Linked DNA regions of Homo sapiens: region 2 is linked to region 1. Evidence: chromatin loops called from intact Hi-C (ENCODE). Cell type or tissue: mammary epithelial cell. All regions are shown on one strand. Each heading gives the region's core, and the rest is flanking DNA. Links, peaks and the distances in the headings are about the cores only. Region 1 overlaps TACC2 (transforming acidic coiled-coil containing protein 2). Region 2 overlaps TACC2 (transforming acidic coiled-coil containing protein 2).

What was found. Hi-C counts contacts between places; a loop is a spot of excess contacts. Peaks named below come from ENCODE experiments on the same cell type or tissue, not always from the same donor. Only the 100,000 strongest peaks of a DNase experiment are listed, where the experiment ranks them.
Region 2: it touches region 1 in a loop (11-fold over the local background); 3 of 110 quality-filtered maps call a loop at or near these places.

The regions. Positions count from the first base shown.
Region 1 is chr10:122,110,746-122,116,114 of GRCh38, reverse strand. All of the region lies in intron 5 of TACC2 (transforming acidic coiled-coil containing protein 2), which reads right to left. Among named protein-coding and RNA genes, the nearest start is that of TACC2, 120 kb to the right of the region's middle. In mammary epithelial cell, for the core only: CTCF peaks have their summits at 2,712 and 3,330; DNase peaks (open chromatin) are centred at 2,724 and 3,294; H3K4me3 peaks cover 1,675 bases; H3K27ac peaks cover 2,170 bases.
Region 2 is chr10:122,027,821-122,033,189 of GRCh38, reverse strand. All of the region lies in intron 2 of TACC2 (transforming acidic coiled-coil containing protein 2), which reads right to left. Among named protein-coding and RNA genes, the nearest start is that of TACC2, 41 kb to the right of the region's middle. In mammary epithelial cell, for the core only: a CTCF peak has its summit at 3,154; no DNase peak of the experiment used is centred there.

The DNA.
Region 1 (5,369 bases), core at 260-5,259:
TCATAATCCTCAACATGTTCTGTCATCGCAGGGAGTTGATGTGAACATGATTACTGGGGTTATGAACCAAGGACTGCGACCTCAATAGGGGAGAGGCAGAAAAAAAACACAGCTAGCCACCAAAATGGATTTCACAGACCTTGGTCACAAGGGGATAAATGAGGGCACCCAGCCCTGCAGCCATCTCTATGCTCCTCTAGCCAGCACTAGTTACTGATTTTATTGCCAGCTTCCTAAACCACCTCCTGATCATCTGTGCAAAAGTTGCAAGGACCTGCTAAACCCCAGCTACAGTAAATCCAAGAACGCTTCGCTTTTGGCTATGGAACCAAGTCCTGAAAAAAAAAAATACACCCACACATGCATGTACACATATGCACATACACACACACAGGTGCTCCCCATCAAGCCCTCATTCTCTTCCAGTCTCATCTACGCTTACAGCCCAGAGCTGGGCAAGCCCAGAGACCCTTTCTTTCATCCTCCCAATTAGAACTGTCTCTCATGATTCCTCAAAGCCTGGCAGCATCCTCTATTGAGATGCTATTGGCATTGGGGTGAGGCAATTCTCTGCTGTGCAGGACTCTCACATGAGAGTGACCCTAGCCCTCCCCCACTAGACGCCAATAGCATCCTCCCCAGTCACTGGGACAACCAAAAATATCCTCCTAATAGCAGTTCCCTCCCTAGTCACTGGAACAACCAAAAATATCCTCCCACATTTCCAGACATCCCCTCCTGGGGCATTATCCTTCACCACAAAGCCTGCCCCATATGTGCATGCTCAGGTATCTCACACACACACACACACACACACACACACACACACACACACACACACACTCACCTACCTACCTCCTTGAAGGTGGGGGCTGTGTCATTCAATTCAACCACCATCTACCTCCCAGGCTCTGTGTTACTCTTGTGGCGTGGCATTGTGAACCAGACATATCCTTCCTCAAGCAGTGTCTGTCTCCATAAAAGCATCAAACACAAATAACCAGGATACAAAGCCGAATAAAACCAACGAGGCCGCAGGACTTGGCGCAGAGAACACCAGGGCAAGTGTCTGCGGTCTGGGGTTGGAGTCCTACCTTGATGTGTGGCCCTGGCCAAGACCCTGGACTTCTTTGAGTCTCTCTTTTCGTATCTGTAAAACGAAACCTTGATCTTTAACTTTCCTTCTTGCTAAAATATTTTAAATGTTCAAGCACGTTTCTTGAACATTATTTTTTTAAGAGAGAAAAGAGGACGGCTGGAACGGAGAGACAAGGGGCTAATCCTGTCTAGGTTCCACAGAGGCGGCAGCATTTGACCTGAAGATTTCCATAAGGCAGTTCCATAACACCGGTATATGAATAACTATAATACAAGCAGGTCATATTCCATGATCACACTTCTGAGGCTTGGGATGTAACTTTTGATGAGAGACTAGTGACTCTGGGTAGCTGAGTTGCTGTGGCATTTGCACAAGGAGGGTGGCTGCTGGCCTATTTGCTGCTCCGATTTCCTTCCCGGAGAATTAGTCCCAGGCAGAGCCTGTGAGAAAGAGCCCCGTGGGAATCCACTCACCCGCCTGGCTCAACTGGTCCCATTCTCAGGAGGCCCTCCCGCCTGGCCTGAGAAGGGAAAGCCAGCTGCTCCGGGAGGGAACTCACTGTGCAATTTTCAACAAAACCCTTCCTCTAAGTTCCATCAACTGTCAACCCTAAAAACACTGCTTAAGATTCAACTGTTAATCTGCACGTGCATCTCACAGACCAAACACTGCCTCACGTCACAGTCCCGGAAAAAAAGTCATTTCCAGATATCATGGAAACGGCTTTTAAAATGTGGCCTCAATAAGGAATCAGAGAAGTAAGAATGGGGAGAGTTCTCTCCGGTAACAGAGCCGCACCTTCCTCTGGCATAGCACAGGAAACTGCCCTAGGATCCTCAATGTCCCACGTCCTGTGACACGAGGGCCCCCCATCCTCTCCAGCCGCCCCTCCTTAGGCCCCGCTTCCATTTCCCCTCCACAATGTCTATTTCAGCTGTATTTCAACCCGCTATCACATTCTCCTGTCCCAGCATTTGACAGAGCCTGAAGATAGCAACAACAGTAACAGTGATGATGATGAAGCCATTTTAAGAAAAGACCAGGATTGAAGAGGACACCTGGCCACAGCGTGGTGTATTCGGCGCTCGGAGCCTGGGCAGCAAATCCCAGCGCCCCGACACTGGATTTCGAGGACACCCCGAGGCAGAGGCGCACTCTGCGGCGGGAGCCAAGGACGCGGAGGGGACGCTCGGGCGGGTCACGTGTTGCGCCGGATCCCCGAAGTGCGCTCGGCCCTGCTGACGTAACTATTCGAGAATTTAAAAGTCCCAAACTCGGAGGAAATCCAGCGCAGAGTTTTATGGCTAGTCCACGCGCCGTCGTGGCCCGCCGGGGATGCCCCCACGCGACCCAGTAGGACCACACGAGCTGGGAAAGAGCCCGGTGGGAAGGCGCGGAGGCCCCCAAGGGCGGGACCCCAACCCTGGCAGGGAGCCTGGTCACGGGCGCCAACCACAACCACGCGCGGGGACCCCAACCGCGAGCGGGAATCCCAGCCACTGGCGCGCGCCCCGAACCACGGGCTTTGACCCCCGCGCTCCCACTCAAGGGAACCAGGCTCCTGGGCAGACACTCTGGGGCCCGCGGTTTCCCCGCAGCCACACTCCTCTGCCAGCAGGGGACCGAATGTGCAGTTAGCCACTTTTCCACCCTCGGCCAGTCCCTGCCGGGGAAAGCCGAAATGAGCTTTGGCCACTTCCAGTACGCCTTTGTCTGGGGGCCAAGGTCCTTCGGGCGCCCATCTTCTGACCCCGGCCGCCCGCCCGTGGCCCCGGCACTTACCCGCCCGGGGAGATAGGGGATGGCCCGCACGGAGCCGCCTTCGTTCGGAGTCGCAACTGCCAAAGAGCCCGGGGGCGCTGGGTTTTCCGAGCCCGGTGGCGGCGCGGCGCGTGGGGTCACCACGGTCCGGTGCGGCCCTGGGACGCAAAGTTTCCCGGGACAACGGCGCAGGGCCGGCGTGGCTCCCCGAAAGGCTCGGGAAAAGTTGCAGCACAAAAGGCCAATGACTGGGCGAGCGGCGGCTGCCGGGCCAGGCTCCTCCCCCAGCTCTGGGCTCTCCGACCCGGGGCAGCGCTCGGCCAGCTGCTCGCGCAGGGCGCCCGCCGCGCTCTCCTCCCCGGCCAGGAATGCGCGGGGCCGGGCGCGCCCAGACGCACCGAGGGGCCCGCGGCCGCAGAGCGGCAGGCGAGAGACGCACGGACCGATGGACGCACAGCCCGGCCGCTGCTCCTGGAGGCGCTGCAGACTTCCAGGAGTCTCTGAGTCATGACAACTTGTTACTGTTCTTAGTTTGTCCACGGCCTTCCCACTACGCATGGCAACGCCGGGAAGGCTGTGGCGTGAGAACGGACTGGGAAGGTCAAGTACCGGCCAGGCGGCCCGCGCTTCCTCTGCGGGGCCGTTGCCCGCCTGAGGCTACCCAGGAGCCTCAGAAAGAAGCTGGGGGTGAAATGGTGCCTCGCTTGTTCCTGGAGCCAAATTCCGGCCCTTTTTTCTTCACCTGTGTGGTATTAATGGCGCTTAACCACAGAAACAGCGCGGGCTGTGCTGGACAGTTTGCAAAACTTGACGTGCGTTCTATTTGGCTGTTGCACACTCTGAAGTCGGCAGAGGCTAAATCCAAACCAATTCCAGCTGCCATATTTCTAGGAGTTATGTATCTATTGGCATGTGAGGTCTGTTTTCCTTTAAGGGCCTAACTAACTCCTTCACTGACATGGACCTCACACCCAGAAGTGGTGCTTACCTGCCAACACCATGGCATATCACCTTTTCTCTAGAAATTTCTGCAGCTAGGCCCCAATCATGAAGAGCCCGTGACTATATATAGACAGCAGGCTTCCCATTTTTAGTGTCACAGAAAGCACTGCTATAGATTATATACTCAGGGACCAAAGGGCATGAGACTCAGAAATTACTCAGCACTTCCTTTCCTCCTCTTAAAGAAACAGATCTTACGAGCCCCTAATGAGGATTCTCTGTAGAATAAAGAAATAGACTGTTACTGCCTTCTGCGAAAATATTGTTTTTTAAATAACGCAGTGCTTCTAAGAGTCACATTTTTTATGGAAACTTAAATAGATTCCTTGTTCACATGCTTATCACAGGTTTCCTCGTATCGTATTAATGTGTCCATTTTACAAGTATGATAACTGAGACCCAAATAGGCTAGTTTAAATGTATACCATCTGCTGTCGGTGAAGAGAGAATGGAAATGCCCAGTCTTCAAGGTTCTTGTGCCCTATAATCCCAGCACTTTGGGAGGCCGAGGTGGACAGATCACGAGGTCAGGAGATTGAGACCATCCTGGCCAACATGGTGAAACCCCGTCTCTACTAAAAATACAAAAAAAAAAATAGCTGGGCATGATGGTGTGTGCCTGTAATCCCAGCTACTCGGGAGGCTGAGGCAGGAGAATAGCTTAAACCAGGGAGTCGGAGGTTGCAGTGAGCCGAGGTTGCACCACCGCACTCCAGCCTGGCGACAGAGCGAGACTCCGTCTCAAACAAAAACAAAAGGTTCTTGTGCCCTGTGGGTCATATCCATTTGTGGTAAAAACATACACCACTCACCACCATGTAAGCTCCAGCACCTCAACTGGGCAACGAGCTAAGATGAACTTGAGGTGCCATCCCGTTCATGTGAAACAGCCCCTCCCAGTTGACAGATGCACATCCTTCAAGACAGAGGAAGGTGCCACTCTGTTTCGAAATCTACTGGTAGGTCTGTATGGTTGGCAAAAGGAAGGCCCCGGCAAGATGGCCACATCTTCATCCCTGGAGTTGTGAATATGTTAAGTTACATGACAAGGGGAATGAAGGTTGTAGATGGAATTAAAGTTGCTAATCACCTGACTTTAAAGTAGGGAGGCTATCCTGGAGTATCCAGGTGGACCCAATGTCATCATGAAGGTCCTTTAATTGGAAGGAGGAGGAAGAAGAGAGTCAGAGAAAGAGATGTGGCTATGGAAGCACAGTGAGCGAGAGATTAGAAGATGCTGACTTTGAAGATGAAGGAAGGGACCACGAGCCAGGGAATGTGAGTGGCTTCTAGAAGCTGGAAAAAGCACGAATGTGGATTTTTCCTCGAGGGCTTCCAGAAAGGAACACAACACTACCGAAACCTTGATTTTACCTCAGTGAGACCCATGTTAGACATTTCACCTACACAGCTCCTAGTAAAATAAATTTGTGTTGTCTTAAGCCAAAATTACTAGTTTTGTGGTAATTTATTATGGCAATCACAGGAAACTAATGCAGTAGGTACC
Region 2 (5,369 bases), core at 128-5,127, 83 kb after region 1:
GAGGGAAGCCATGCAGAACAGCACATTCCCCAGTACCTGTGTGGGCTCAGGGTTTGGAGGCCACAGAATGACGTTATGCAAGACGGAGTCCTCCTGCTGAAATGCAAAGGGATCTCACCGTTAGGACAGGTCGCAGGGAACAGGACCAGATGGACAATCTTTGGTGTTTTTGTGGGGTTTTTTTGTTTTTGTTGTTGTTGTTGTTGTTGTTGTTGTTTTGTTGTTTTGTTGAGACAGAGTCTTGCTGTGTCTGCCCAGGCTGGACTGCAGTGGTGCAGTCTCAGCTCACTACAAACTGCGCCTGCCAGGTTCAAGCGATTCTCCTATCTCAGCCTCCCAAGTTGCTGGGATTACAGGTGCATGCCACCACGCCCGGCTAATTTTTGTATTTTTAGTAGAGATGGGGTTTCACCATGTTGGCCAGGAAGGTTTTGAACTCCTGACCTCAGGTGATCACCCACCTCGGTCTCCCAAAGTGCTGGGATTGCAGGCGTGAGCCACCGTGCCTGGCCATGGTTTTTACTCCCAGGCCAAATCCATGAGGCATGCACCCATGCTGCCCATGGTGTCCCAGAAATGAGACAACAGAGAGAGAGAAGAGGAACCAGAAGCCCGAAGGTGTATGAAGTACACAAGGGCCAGGACTGGGCAGGCCTGTCCCTTACCCTTTGCCCTAGTGACACAGCTGCTCCTCAATGCCTGGTCTTTAATCTGTGAACAGGAGGTTTCTTCAGACTTGCATCTTTCCTTCCAAACGTTCCCTAGCAAGCAGGATTCAGGGACCTCCAAGTGCACTCACAGTCAAGAGTCTCCTGAGGTGCTAGGGGCCTGGGTGCGACGGGGAGTGTGCTCACTGGGACAGAGATAGCAGTTTGGAGGTGTTCCCAGTGATCCAGGTGTGAGAGGGTAGAGTTGTGACAGCAGGGATGGGGAGCAGAAAAACTGTTAGAAAAGACCATGTCATAGATACGTGCTGCCTTTACGTCCTTTGAGAAACTGCTTCAAGTGATATTGAAGGGGCTGGTATACAGCTGGGCCCATCTTGGCCCTGTTGAGGCGGGTGCATGACTCACATGGCTATCAGAGTGTCCCATATTCTGGGCACAGCAATTGACTTCAGAGAGGGTACATGACACAATCAGGGTCGCTCAGATTCCTTATGGGGTCTGATCAGAAGGCTGAGGCCAGGCACGGTGGCTCATGCCTGTAATCCCAGCACTTTGGGAGGCTGAGGTGGGAGGATCACCTGAGGTCAGGAATTCAAGACCAGCTTGGCCAACATAGTGAGACCGCATCTCTACTAAAAAAAGTACAAAAATTAGCCAGGTGTGGCGGCACACACCTGTAATCCCAGCTACTCGGGAGGCTGAGGCAGGAGAATCACCTGAACCTGGGAGGCGGTGGTTGCAGTGAGCCAAGATTGTGCCACTGCACTCCACGCTAGGTGACAGAGTGAGACTCTGTCTCGAAAAAGAAAAAGGAGGCTGGGCCAGGCGTGGTGGCTCACGCCTGTAATCCCAGCACTTTGGGAGGCCAAGGCGGGTGGATCACAAGGTCAGGAGATCGAGACCAACCTGGCTAACACGGTGAAACCCCATCTCTACTAAAAATGCAAAAATTAGCCGGGCGCAGTGGTGGGCGCCTATAGTCCCAGCTACTCGGGAGGCTGAGGCAGGAGAATGGCATGAACCCAGAAGGTGGAGGTTGCAGTGAGCCGAGATTGTGCCACTGCACTCCAGCCTGGGTGACAGAGCGAGACTCCATCTCAAAAAAAAAAAAAAAAAAAAAAAAAGAGGCTAGACCATTGGCCGGAAGAAGCATGGAAGGCTGGACCTGCCAAGGGCATCTTTTCCACCAGGCTGGGGGCACCTCCCTGGACACTGGGGAATCACAAAGGAAAGTAGAGCGCAATCCAGTGAGAGGGATCCCCAGAGCCATCTTTTGAATCTCTGGACTCAGCCACTATTGCAGCCAGACCCTCTCTGTGGGTGTCTCAATTCTATAAGCCAATGATCCCTTTCTCTGCTTATGGTCACCGAAGATGGGCTTCTGTCTCTTACAACCTTAAAAAAAGTTCTAATTAGCTGGAAATTTGGAAGGCTAAATGGCCAGGCCATTCATCAATTAATTAATTAAACATAGTGTGATTTATCAGATGGGGGGGTGGAAGTAGGTGGAGTCAGGGCTGACCCGCAGATTTCTGTCTTGGATGGCCAGGTAGATCATGGTACCCAAGAGGGGGATCACAGGAGGCTGAGCATTATGGAGGCAGAAGCTGAGTTTGGGTTGGAGGGACTCGCGGTGGCTCTGGGTCACCAGGTACAGATGGGTCTGGAGCCCCAATTCCCTGGGAGAGCCCTGAGTCCCACAGCCAGACACACCCATGCTTCATTCCTACTTGTTTCTCTACCAAAGGCAGACCTCGTCTGGTCCTGGAATCCTAAAGGCAACCCCACTTCTCCAACCTCAGCCAGACATGACCCAGACCTCTGCCAGACTGGGTCATGTCTGGCTGAGGTTGGAGAAGTGAAAACTTGCAGAGCTAGAAAAACATCTGCTCACTCAAGGAGAATGAAGACTGAGGAGGGGAGATGGAGTCAGGAGCTGGTAGGAGGTGAGAAATGAGGAACAGTTGGAGTGGGATGCGGGTATTGAACCCCCACACCAGCATTTTTACCTTCCTAACTAGTAAACATATGTAGCATTAGAACATCCGTCGCCTGCAAGGATGCAGTGACACAGGCTTTCATGCCCTGGTGAGAGAAGTCGACATCACTGTTCTGGAAGGCATTTTGACAATGTATACAGCAAGTGCCTTTTGAAAGTACTAACCCTTCGTTTGACACTGCAATTCCATTTCTATGAGTCTCTGCTAAGTAAACAGTGTACATTCAATTCTGGACAGTGGGATTTCGTGAAAGTAATGGGGAGAAAAATGTAACCCATTTTCAACGTTGCCTATATTCAGGTAGAAATTCATCTCAGGTTAAAGAAGTTTACCCACCTCCGCTAGGCATTCTGTTAAAGCAGTTAAGCCAAATGTTCTTGTATTCTAGGGTTTCTCAACCTCAGCGCTGTTGACATTTTGTGCTGGATAATTCTTTATTGTGGGGGACTGTTCTGTGCATTGTAGAATACTCTGCAGCAACACTGACCTCTACCTACCAGATGCCAGTGGCACCCCATCTCTGAGTTGTGACAACAAAAACTGTCCTGAGACATTGCTAAATGTCCCCTGAAGCACAAAATCACACACCTCCCACCCTCCCCACCCCCTGCCCACCGCTCTATCTTGTTTGCAGCCAGTAGTGGGGCCTGCAGGGAGCTTGAGGTCCAAAAGCATCCCTAAGACCCCAAAGAAGGGGTTGAACCTGAGCTGCTTGGTTTGTTAATGAGCAGGACTAAAGGCCAAAATATGCCTAGTGGCCCATACTGTGCACATTGAGGGCGCTCACCCGATAGCTATGCCCTTCTCAACTCTAAAACACAAGACAGAACATTCCTTTAAGTGGAAATTACTGGGAGGCGTGCCCGAAGCCAACCCCAGCCAGCAGGCACATTCGTTTGGCCCATAGAGTGCTTAAAAATAATTGAAATTAGTTGCCAACATTTTTTTAAAATGTAAGATTTCTTTACACAATCTCTTCTAGAAAACAGAACAGGAGCAAGCACTTCCCAACTCATTTTGTGAGGCTACTATTACCCTGATACAAAAACCAGACATAAAAGAAAACTACAGAGCAATATTTCTTACGAATTTAGATACAAAAGTCTTCAACAAAGTGTTAGCAAATTGAATCCAACAATGTGTAAAAATAATTATACCAGGCTGGTTCAACATTTGAAAATCAATCAGTGTAGTTCAATATATCAACAGGCCAAAGAAGAAAGATCATACAATTACATCGATTGATGCAGAGACGGCATCTGACAAAACCGAACACTCATTCATGATAAAAACCCACAGCAAACTAGGAATAGAGAACTTCCTCAACTTGATTACAAGCATTATGTTTAACAACAAAATTACAGCTAATATCTTACTTAACAGTGAAAGACTGAATGCTTTCCTCCTCAGACTAGGAACCAGGGAAAAATGTCCCCTCTCACCGCTCTTGTTTAACACAGGACTGAAAGTCCCAGCCACTGTAATAAAGAAGAAAGACGGGAAGGGAAGGGGAGGGGAGGGGAGGGGAGGGGAGGGGAGGGGAGGGGAGGGAAGGGAAGGGAAGGGAAGGGAAGGGAAGGGAAGGCGAGGGGAGGGAAGGGAAGGGAAGGGGAGGGGAGAGGAGGGGAGGGGAGCGGAGGGAAGGGAAGGGAAGGGGAGGGGAGAGGAGGGGAGGGGAGGGGAGCGGAGGGAAGGGAAGGGAACAGAAGGGGAGGGGAGAGGAGGGGAGGGGAGGGGAGCGGAGGCAAGGGAAGGGAACAGAAGGGGAAGGGAGGAGAGGGGAGGGGGAAGGAAGGAAGGAAGGAAGGGTATACAGGATGGGAAAAGAATAAATAAATAAAACAGCCCCTATTTGCAAATAACGTGATTACATACATAGAAAAATCCCAAGAAATCTACAAAAACAAACAAACTTCTTGGAACTAATAAGTGAGTTCAGCAAGGTCACAGGATACAAAATCAGCATGCAAAAATCAATACATTAATAATGAACACATGAATAGCAAATTTAAAAACATGACACCATTTACGGTCACTCCAAAGAAAACATAATACTTAGGTATAAACATCATAAAATATATGCTGGATCTATATGTTGAAGATTACAAAAAATGATAATGAAAAATAAAATAGGCTTGGTGTGGTGGCTCACGCCTGTAATCCCAACACTTTGGGAGGCCGAGACAGGCTGATCACCTGAGGTCAGGAGTTTGAGACCAGCCTGGCCAACATAGTGAAACTCTGTCTCTACTAAAAGTACAAAAATTAGCCGGGCATGGTGGCATGCACCTGTAATCCCAGCTATCCAGGAGGCTGAGGCAGGAGAATCGCTTGAACCCAGGAACTGGAGGTTGCAGTGAGCTGAGATATCACACCACTGCACTCCAGTCTGGGTGACAGAGTGAGACTCCATCTCAAAAAAAAAAAAAAAAAAAAAGAAAGAAAGAAAGAAAAAAGAAAAAAAGAAAAGAAAACAATGGGCCAGGCGCAGTGGCTCACGCCTGTAATCCTAGCACTTTGGGAGGCCGAGGAGGGCAGATCACAAGGTCAGGAGATCGAGACCAACCTGGCTAACACGGTGAAACCCCGTCTCTACTAAAAATACAAAAAATTAGCTGGGCATGGTGACAGGCGCCTGTAGTCCCAGCTACTCGGGAGGCTGAGGCAGGAGAATGGCGTGAACCTGGTAGGCGGAGCTTGC